2 separate regions of the Homo sapiens genome follow, and region 2 is linked to region 1. Evidence: read pairs that join two places in POLR2A ChIA-PET (ENCODE). Cell type or tissue: MCF 10A. All regions are shown on one strand. Each heading gives the region's core, and the rest is flanking DNA. Links, peaks and the distances in the headings are about the cores only.

What was found. ChIA-PET counts read pairs that join two places held together with the same protein. Peaks named below come from ENCODE experiments on the same cell type or tissue, not always from the same donor. Only the 100,000 strongest peaks of a DNase experiment are listed, where the experiment ranks them.
Region 2: POLR2A ChIA-PET joins it to region 1 with 5 read pairs; 2 of 35 experiments call an interaction of 5 or more read pairs at or near these places.

Annotation. Positions count from the first base shown.
Region 1 is chr2:80,474,897-80,480,289 of GRCh38, forward strand. The region is part of intron 9 of CTNNA2 (catenin alpha 2); the gene reads left to right. Among named protein-coding and RNA genes, the nearest start is that of LRRTM1, 170 kb to the left of the region's middle. In MCF 10A, for the core only: no CTCF peak of the experiment used is centred there; no DNase peak of the experiment used is centred there.
Region 2 is chr2:80,545,764-80,551,156 of GRCh38, forward strand. CTNNA2 (catenin alpha 2) reads left to right here. Exons shown (of 19, transcript NM_001282597.3): 11 at 144-300. Among named protein-coding and RNA genes, the nearest start is that of LRRTM1, 240 kb to the left of the region's middle. In MCF 10A, for the core only: no CTCF peak of the experiment used is centred there; DNase peaks (open chromatin) are centred at 2,898 and 4,338.

The sequences.
Region 1 (5,393 bases), core at 168-5,167:
ACATGGTTTGCCATTCATCGGAAGGTCAAACCCAAGATGACTTAGCAAAATAGTCATTCTTAAGACCAAAAAAATTATCTCACAGGCCCAGATCTCAGAGATATAGACACCTAAGCAAATGAGGTGTCTGTGAGTTGGGTGATTTTTACTCAACATGTTAATTTTTCTGTTTGCCATTTTTAGAGATGATGCTGTACAGTCATCAGCACCCTTTTCCAAAAAATATGATAAATGTTTCTTCAAATAACTTAACGATCTCATTCACACATTCTTCGGTGTTAATAATAAGTACGTGTGCCAATGATGAAGTGGCCAACAGTATCCCTCCACTGGAAAGTGTAAATTGTGTCATTGTATGTTGAGTTAACAAGGATTAGAGCATACTGGGTTTTATATTTTGGCATTTTTTCCCCTTTATTTTTGAGGGTAAATCTGTTGGTCCATGTAATACACATGTGCTAATAACTGCTGATTTAACAAAGAAGTTGAGAGGTGGTGCAAAATAAGGAGCTCATAAAGATATTTTTAATTTATTAAGAAAAGAGTAATGGACATTTATTTATTTACTTATTTTGATAAGTAAAGGACTGGAGCTCTCAACTACAAATATGAGGTCAAGTGATGAGATATAAATATCCCTTGTGTGGGCATCAGGAAATCTGCTATTCTGTCACCAAACACCTATGAAATCATGTGAAGTGGAGGTGGGAGATTAGGTGTTTTGGGACTTATTTCAGGGTCTACTATTCTTTGACATGATGACTTTGTTCACATATGCATTTGAAGAGCTGCCTTAATCATAAAATAATGTTCTAATTTACTAACAGTCAAATCTTCCTAGAGAGGTCTCAAACTGCCAGTCTGTGTATCATATAAGGCCTGTTGAGGAAATGATTACAGTACACAGAATATTGCCACATATGGAATGAAGGGGAAAGAAAAAACAGAATTTATTACAAATAGTTAAACATTTAGCATATTCTAAAAGAAAAAAATAATGGCTTGTGCTTTTCTTAAAAAAAAAATCAATTCTGGCAATCTGGGGTCATGTTCCTATCGACTAGAGCAATAATGTTAGGGCACAGATGGATTTGCCCTTGTGTGCCCTTCTCAAGGTTCACCCAGTCACCAGATCTCCTGGCACTGAGGATATGTCAATTGTCACTTATCTCTTTATTTTTTTACATTACTTGCCTTGAGAGAACTGAGCTAAATGTCATTCTTGAGAATAGCACCTATGTCCTTTAATTAGCTGAACCCATGACCACAGATGATGTCTGATTCACCCCCAAGGAGGCAAAACAAATGTGTAGAGATATCTGAGAAGTCGGGCTGGAGCTTTTTGGCTCTCGGGGACACTCTCTCATGTTCATGTCAATTAGGACAGATTTTGTTGAAAACATATTTTGCACACTCCTTAAGACCCAAATGGCAGATGAGCTTCACGTAACTGCCAAATTTTCTCTTTTTCAACTTACTTCTCCAGGGGAAAAGGTGGAAAAATAATTTGATACACTAGTTGTAGGAAACTGGACTTTAACTCAGTGTTTGACAATCAGTCAATTCTCAGAAAACAAAGTGACAGAAGTAACATAGCATCAAGAAGCAAAAAAAGCATTTTTCCCAGGCAATTGTTTTACAACTAAATTATTTATGTGTATTGAGGGGTTTAAGAATTATTAAATGTATTTTCTCCCTTGGCTCAGTTCTTTACATTTTTTCTATTTATAAGAAGTGAAACTCAGACGACAACCAGGCAGGCAAGCTCACAGACGGGTTTACTGACAACACCACAATGCTCCTCCCCTCTCTTGCTTTCTGGCCTCAGACATAAGGAGCAGTCTCTTTGGGAATGAAGGGGGCATCATGGAATGAAAAATAGAATGCCCTCCAAGGATGAAATACAGCTAATTACATGTTGTTCACCTGCTTAGTTTCAGAGGGTGGACTTATGACTTGTGCCTGTTGAAGAAGAAAATTGCTTGATAGCAGTGGCCATGTTATCAGGATTCATAGGAGAGAGATGATTATCTGTTAATTTTAGAGTAAAGAGGCCTTTTACTACCAGGCAAAAAAGCAAAAATCATGCATTTCTCATGCATAACAGAAGTTCTTTGTTTTGGTAGAATAATTACTATTTAGAGTATATTGGGTTGGATTTGTAAAATGACTGGCCTAGAGTTTATAGATAATCAGTCTCAGTATGGAGATTTCAGAACAGGAATGTGCAGATGTGGTGGCACTGATAAGGAATAGAATACATTTGTACCTATGTGGTACACATACACACGCACACATACATACACAGAAGCATACTACGTAGGAGAAAAACAGGCTTTGAAAAATGAACACTTGTTTTTGATTCTGATTATCTTAAGTGGTTGTAATAACAGTCAATACTAACTGATTGCTTTCTAGTCTGTTCCTGGTAAATAGAAATAAATTTTAATTTGGGAAATATTTTCTTTAAAAAAATCAATAGATTTATGGGTACAAGTCATTTTTCATTATAAGGATGAATTATGTAGCGGCAAAATCTGGGCTTTTAGTGTACCTATCTCCAGAATAGTGTACATTGTACCCACTAGGTAATTTTTCATCCCTCACCTCCCACCCATCCTTTCCCATTCTGAGTCTCCATTCGTTATACTACTCTATATGCCTTTGCATCCCCATAGCTCAGCTCCCATTTATAAATGAGAACATGTGGTATTTGATTTTCTGCTTCTGCATCACTTTATCTAGGATAATGCCCTCCAGGTCCACCCAAGTTTCTGCAAAAGACATTATTTTATTCTTTCTTATGGCTGAGTAGTATTCCATGGTGTGAATGTGTGTGTGTGTGTGTGTGTGTGTGTGTGTGTGTATCTCACATTTTCTTTATTCACTCATCAGTTCATGGGCACTTAGGTTAATTCCATATCTTTGCAATTGTGAATTGTGCTGTGATAAACATACACATGCAGGTATTTTTTGATATAAGGACTTTTTACCCCCCTTTGGGTAGATATCCAGTAGTGGGATTGCTGGATTGAATAGTAGATCTACTTTTAGGTCTTTGAGAAATCTCCATACTATTTTCCTTAGAGGTCGTACTAATTTACTTTCTCATCAACAGTGTATAAGCATTCCCTTTGACTGCATCTGCCCCAAGACCTGTGGTTTTTTGACTTTTTAATAATGACCATTCTGGCTGGGGTAAGGTGGTGTCTCACTATAGTTTTAATTAGCATTTTCCAGATGATTAGTGACATTGAGCATTTTTTATATGTTTATTGCCCATTTGTATATCTTCTTTGAAAAATGTCTGTGTATGTCATTTGCCCACATTTTAAATGGGATTATTTGTTATTGGTTTATTTTCTCGCTGATCTGTCCTTGTAGATTCTGGATACTAGTCCTTTGGTGGCGGCATAATTTGCAAATATTTTCTCCCATTCTATAGGTGGTCTTTTTATCTGTTGATTATTTCTTTTGCTGTGCGGAAGCTTTTTAGTTTAAGTCCCATTTATTTCTTTTCGTTTTTGTTACATTTTCTTTTGGGGTCTTAGTCATAAATTCTTTGCCTAGGCCAATGACCAGAAGAGTTTTTCATAGGTTTTCTCCTAGAATTTTTACAGTTTCAGGTCTTAAACTTAAGTCTTTAACACATCTTGAGTTAATTTTTGTAAACGGTGACAGATTCTTTTCCATGTGGCTATCCAGTTATTTTCCCAGCACTATTTGTTGAATAGAGTGTTCTTTCTCCAGGGTATGTTCTTGTATGCTTTGTTAAGGATCAACTGATTGTAGGTATTTGGCTCTATTTCTGGGTTCTTTATTCTGTTTCATTGGTCTATGTGTCTCCTTTATACTAGTATCAAGCTGTTTTGGTTACTATAGCCTTGTAATAATTTGACGTAATTAGGTGATACTGTGATGCTTCCAGATTTGTTCTTTTTGCTTAGCATTTCTTTGGCTATTTGGGTTTTTTCTTAGTACCATATTAATTTTAGGATTTTTGTTCTAATTCTGTGAAAACTGGCATTGGTGAGAGGAATTACATTGAATCTGTAGATTGCTTTGGGCAGTATGGCCATTATAACAGTATTGATTCTTCCAATCCATGAGCATGGGTTTTTTTTTTAATTTTTTTGTGTCATCTATAATTTCTTTCATCAATATTTTGTGGTTCTCATTGTAGAGATCTCTCACCTTCTTGGTTACATATATTCCTAAGTAAAAACACATATAAGTATTTTTAAATTTTTATTTATTAACAGTTTTTTTCCTCTGATCATTATTAGGATCCATTTTATTATAACCAACTCTTAGAGTATCTTGGAACAGTTGTTCTCGATCAGAGATTTTAGCTCCTTGGGGGACAGCTGGCAATGTCTAGGGACATTTGGCAACGTTCTGAGACATTTTTGGCTGCCGGACATGGTGATGAAAAGGAAGAGATGCTACTGGTGTCTAGTGGGTAAAGACTAGGGTGCTGCTAAATATCCTATAGTGCGCAGGACAGCCTCCAGCAACAGAGAATCATCTGACCTAAAATGTCAATAATTCCAAGGTTGACAAACCCTATGGGGAACAGTTAAAGGAATGGGATGTATAGCATGATGAAGTGAAGACAAAGGAAAGACCTAATGGCTGCTTTCAAGTTTTTAGAGGGCTTTTATATATAAGATGGGTTACACTTAGCTCTGCTTATTTTTGTAGGGCTCTTGGATCAACAGGTGGAAACTATAAATAGGCAGATATGGAGGAAAGCTTTCTAAAAGATATCTACAAAGCTGAAATGTACTGCCCTAAAAAAAGGTAAATTCTCATCTGTAGATAACTAAAATGTAACTTAGTCACTAGAAAGGGATGTCCTCTAATTATTATACAAAACTGATTTATTGAAAACATTTTAATCACAGATATTGTGATAGGAAATTGGAGTCCACATTGGAAAGGTCATTTAAATAATTTAAGTGGCCACTTTCAGATGCAAAGCTTGAATAATTTCATTCTTTTGTCAACTTTGGAGAAAGCTTGGTTCCATATACAACATTATGAATGTATGTAAGTAGCACTTAAGGAAGATATCTAGACTTATTTTACTAACCCTTCCTTTTACTTCTATATGGTTTTAGAAATAGATGTAACATTTTCACTACTTTTCCTTACATAATTTTCTAGACCAGCAGTTTTCTAATTTAATTGATCATATGCCCAATAAAAAATAAAATGTAAACCTTACCCATTATTTGCATGTTAATATAATTTATAATTTATTTTTCCCACAAATTAAAGTTTTAAAAGTTGACAAAATGAAAAATTTTATGCATTTTCCTACATGGAATTGGACAAAGAGCTCTAACTCAATGCTTTTCATCTACCAGAGGTGAGAAGGCACAGTGTTT
Region 2 (5,393 bases), core at 176-5,175, 71 kb after region 1:
GTGTTTGATTGTCCTTCTGAACACCAAGAACCCACTTATCTGTAGAACGTACAGGGTGCATGGTTTTAACATGGTCTTTGACCGGCTTATTCCTCTTTTGAAGTGTGTGGTCATCATGTCCCTGGATTGTTTCCAACAAATAGGTCATCAATGCCGCTCTGACACTGGCTGCCCGGCCACAGAGCAAAGTTGCTCAGGATAACATGGACGTCTTCAAAGACCAGTGGGAGAAGCAGGTCCGAGTGTTGACAGAGGCCGTGGATGACATCACCTCAGTGGATGACTTCCTCTCTGTCTCAGGTAATCATCACAAACAGGTCCCTTACAAGGCAGCTGGAGGAGGGTAACTGAACGAGATAAGGAATGTCTCGCAAATGTCATGGATCTGTGTTTCAGGCGCACTCCTTAGATCTTTGAGCTTTTTTGATCATCTCTGCAAATGTGATTATAACACCCTCTTAGATGCTTCGGTGTTTATGTTATTTCAAGACACGGAGTCAAGGCATTAAAAAGGAATACATTATTTAAGGTGGCTTATATTCCTTTTTAGTGTTTGGAGTTTATAAAGCAGGATGGCCTTTGATGTATCTGAATCACTCATGTAAAAAAGGGCCAGGGAATATGGGATTCATTAATCTACACAGTTTATGTCTTAAAAATAGGTGATCAGTTACTCCAATTTGGCTATGTTAAGTTTTGTTTTGTTTTGTTTTTTTTCCAACAAGTGAAGGTTTGTGATAACACAGGTAGAGATATCAGCCACAGAACTTACCCCTTAGCAGGGACTTGGTAGCTATCAAGGCTTTGAGCACTTGTCTATGAGGTTGTAGAAGGAAGCGAGTGAAAGAAAATAGAACTGCTCATCACTTGAAATTATAACTTTCTTCTTTGTAAATGAAGCCAGACTGGAGGATGCTAGTAGACATGAATAACTGCAGAGACAGTCTGACCTTTAACAGGACTCGTGGAGTCCATTTCAAGATTTGTCTACCAGCCAGCAAATGGACATTTTTCCAAATGCTTTTGACCTAACTTATTTGGCCCAGTTCACCTGGAAGAATCTCTGTGAGGAGGAGGTCACTGGAAACATCAGCCTTCTTTGTGAGGTGTTAAAAGAGCCAGCTGACCCTTGGAAATTCAAATTGGCCAGGTGTTGATTCTACACAGGTGTGTGGAACTCACACCTACTGACTCAGGCAGTACTAGCCCTGATGACCTGCTGGTTCTTGGCTGACTGAGGGCTGAGGGAGACATTGCATCACTGTTGGTGGGAACCAGGCAGACAGGACCTCTGACTGCAACAGTGTGGAAGTGATTTCTGAGGGGGGCTGTCATGTTTAGAAAATGTTTCTAGTTGCAGTCTTTTCTTTTCCGGAAGAAACATAATAAATTCCCACTGGGGCTTGTCTGAGAACTGTGTAGTCAAATCTGTAGATTTGATGGATAATCAAAAATCCAGCTTTTCAATGATGGGGCAAGCCAAGGCAGATGGGAACATTGATGTAACATGCGGCCTGTGACTAGAATTTACCTTACTCTCTGCTGCTTGATTTAATTCTCATCAAAATTCTATAAAATAGGTACTACTAATTCTAGGTTTTGTTTTAAGAAAACTAAGTCATTGAGAGGGTAGGTAACTTGGCAGAGATGGTATTAAAATCCAGATCATCCTCTTTTCAGAAACTCTATAATTCTCAATATGTCAAGATAGAAAGGAAATTTCCTTTGGTGCTTGCTGCTTTCATTTCAGCTTCCCTTTCCCACCTCTGGCATTCTCATTCCAATCTCTAATCCCTTTCAGAAACCTGTCTTGTTTTTTATTCCCAAGGTCTTTGTTTTTGATGACTTGTGAAAGCAACTATTCATTTAAATATCACCATATCTAGAGCTTAGCTGATAAAAGAACTCAATATATTGTCACTTCTGCTTTTTTTTTTTTTTTTGAGATGGAGTTTCACTCTTGTTGCCCAGGCTGGAGTGCAATGGCGCGATCTTGACTCATAGCAACTTCCGCCTCCCGGATTCAAGCTGTTTTCCCGCCTCAGCCTCCAGAGTAGCTGGGATTACAGGCGTGAGCCACTATGCCCGGCTAATTTTGTATTTGTGGTAGTAGAGACGGGGTTTCTCCGTGTTGGTCAGGCTGGTCTCAAACTCCGGACCTCAGGTGATCCGCCCGCCTTGGTCTCCCAAAGTGCTGGTATTACAGGCGTGAGCCATCGCGCCCAGCCCATTTCTGCTTTTTTATTTTTATTTTTTGCTTTGCTGATAGCTGAGTCCTAATCTTGTAAAAGATACCTCCACAAAATGAATCTCTCATAAGGTATTTGGAAATTGCTTAGATAGGTATGTTCGTAATTTGGTTGATGGGGAATAGAAAGGTGGCCACTGATACTAATCTTTATAGTATATGGTCAGTTTTTTTCCAGGATAACTATGGTGCTCCAAATAGGAGCCCTTTCCAACCAGCCTCAGATCACACAGCCATCCTGACAGCCCCTGGAAATCTTCTGCATCCCCTTCTACCTTCAAATCAATAGGAAATACCTATACATTGCCTTTTTCAGAGAGGAATCATTTTAGAACTTACAACTTTTCCAACCTATTCTTTAAATGCATGCATAAACATTTCTGAGGGTGGGGACAAGCAAGGTGAGGAGGTCTTATCTCAGACTTTTTCAATAGGACAAAGCTTTTGCTAATTTTCCTCCCCCGAGCCCTGCCTCTTTGCTCCCTTTTCTCCTTGTCATTCCTTTGTGCATCTCATTATTACCAGCAACAAGAAAAGGCTTTTGCTTCTGCTGATAACACTGTGCAGTCCAACCCCAGTGGTACAAGTGCCACGGCATGCCATGGCAGGAAAATGAACAGGCGCTGTCAGAGAGCCAGCTTGGCAGGGCCTGCTGGAGCATGCCTTTGGAGTTGACAATCAGAGGCAGCAGGCACCTTTCCGCAGACGGGGTTTGACAAATAATGATACAGCCCACTCTGTCCTGCTGGTAGGCTGTGGACACAGCCCAATAGCTAGGGAAACTACTTCTCATCTTCTCTCTGAGCTACAGCCAAACATTTACATAAGTAAACTGCAAGTTTGGCCCAAGAGATATTTTGAAGTGGCATTAATGATATTTTATGTATCAGTTTCTTCTTAGGGGAATATCTCTTTGGTCAGGAAACTCTATTTAAAAAACAATAAAAACAGATCTTTGTTTTTAAAAGATTGTAGTTTTTTTAATGCTACCCTAACTTCTGTATCTGATATTAAATTTGTCCATATGAAATGCAACAAGTTTGGGGAGCAATGATGCTAGCTATTAACATTACAGGAGCAAAACCAATTTTAAGATGTGGCCTATGCACATAAAAAAGTGAAATGACTGTGTGATAACAGTCAAACTTTTTCCCACTTTGGAAAACCTACAATTTTTAATAGTATTTTAAAATAAGCATCTTGGCATTAATCATGTGACAGTTTAATTCTTGGATTTGGCTCACAAAGTAGTAGGAAGCTAAGATCTGAAAAAGCTATTAACTTGATCTCATAATGCCCAAGAGTTTTGCTTTTTAACTTTTCCTATTTTTTTTTAACTCTACAGTCTTAAGTTTATTTTCTTTTAAAAATTCACCGTGAACTTTATTGCTTTGAATCTGTAGCCTTATGGTTTACAACAGTCAAATAGTTTGGTCATCACTGATTTTTTTTCATAACAAAATTATATCATTTCTAAAATAGTAATGTTGCCAAATATAAGGAAGTTTACAATAAAATATGTTGCAATCAAATGTTTCATGACATGTTTAAATACCACACTTGATATTAGAGTGTGCCACCCAAACATTGCAGTTTTTCACAGCAATGGAATAATCTCTAGGATACTTTTGCCTTTTATTACTATTTTCATCTCTTTTCCTTTCTAGTTGCAACATTCCTCTCTCTCTTTACTTCATGAATTCTTTCTCTTCAAAACACCTCAGAATAAAAGTGTGTAATTGATCGCCCCTTCTCAATGGGCATGTTCATTCAGTGTCTGTCTTTTGATTGCCTGCTGCCTATAGGCCACTGTCAGGAATGCAAATGTGAATGAAGTGTGTATTCTGCCTTTAAATAATTGACTGCCCTCCTTGATATATACTAGATTAGCGTGCTTACTAACTGTTAAGTCCTAGACCTGAAGGCACAGGGTATGGGGGTGAGGAAGTTATTACAGGGGGTTCAAAAATCCATATATACACCAAGTATGGTCTTCTGACCAAAAAGTTCATGTTCATGTCTATGTAAACAGGTATGGCTTTTTTCCAAACACAGGCAAACCTCGAACGTATTGCTGGTTCTGTTCCAACTACTGCAGTAAAATGCCAATTGCAATAAGGTGAATCATACAAATCTTTTTTGATTCCCAGTGCATATAAGTTATGTTTACAGTGCAGTGTAGTCCATTAACTGTGCAGTAGGATTATGTTTAAAAACTGTACATACCTTTATTTAGAAATACTTCATTTCTAAAAAATGCTAAAGATCATTCTGAGCCTTCAGCCAGCCATAATCTCTTTGATGGTAGGGGGGGTTTCCTTGATGTTGATCAGAGTGGTGGTTCCTGTGTGGTTCCTGAAGGATGGCGTGGCTGTGGCAATTTCTTGAAGTAAGATAACAATGAAGTTTGATGCGTTGATTGACTATTCCTTTACAAAAGATTCTCTGTAGCATGTGAGATGCTGTTTGACAGCACTTTATCCACAGTAGAACTTCTTTCAAATTGGAGTCAGTCCTCTCAAACTCTGCTGCTGCTTTATGCACTACATTTATATAATATTTTAAATCCTTTGTTGTCATTTCAACAATGTTCACACTATCATAGCTAGGGATAGATTACATCTCAAGAAGCCGCTTTGCTCATACATAAGCAATTCCTCATCCATGAAGTTTGATCATGACATTGCAGATTCAGTCACATCTTTAGGCTCCACTTCTAATTCTAGTTCTCTTGCTATTTCCACTAGATAAGCACTTTCTTCCTCCACTGAAGTCTTGAACCCTTCAAAGTCGACTATGAGGGTTGGGATCAACTTTTTCCAAACTCCTGTTAATGTTGATATTTTGACTTTCTCCGGTGAATCAATCATGGATGTTCTTAGTGGCAACTAGGATGGCGAATTCTTTCCAGAAGGCCTTTAATTTACTTTGCCCAGATCCATCAGGAGAATCACTATCTATTGCAGCTATAGCCTTAAAAAGTGAATTTTCTAAATAATAAGACTTGAAAGTCAAAATGACTCCTTGATACATCTGCTGCAGAATAGATGTGTTAGCAAGCAGGAAAGCACTATTAATCTCTGTGTATATCTCCATCAGAGCTCTTGGGTGACCAGGTGCATTTTCAATGAGCAATAACATTTTG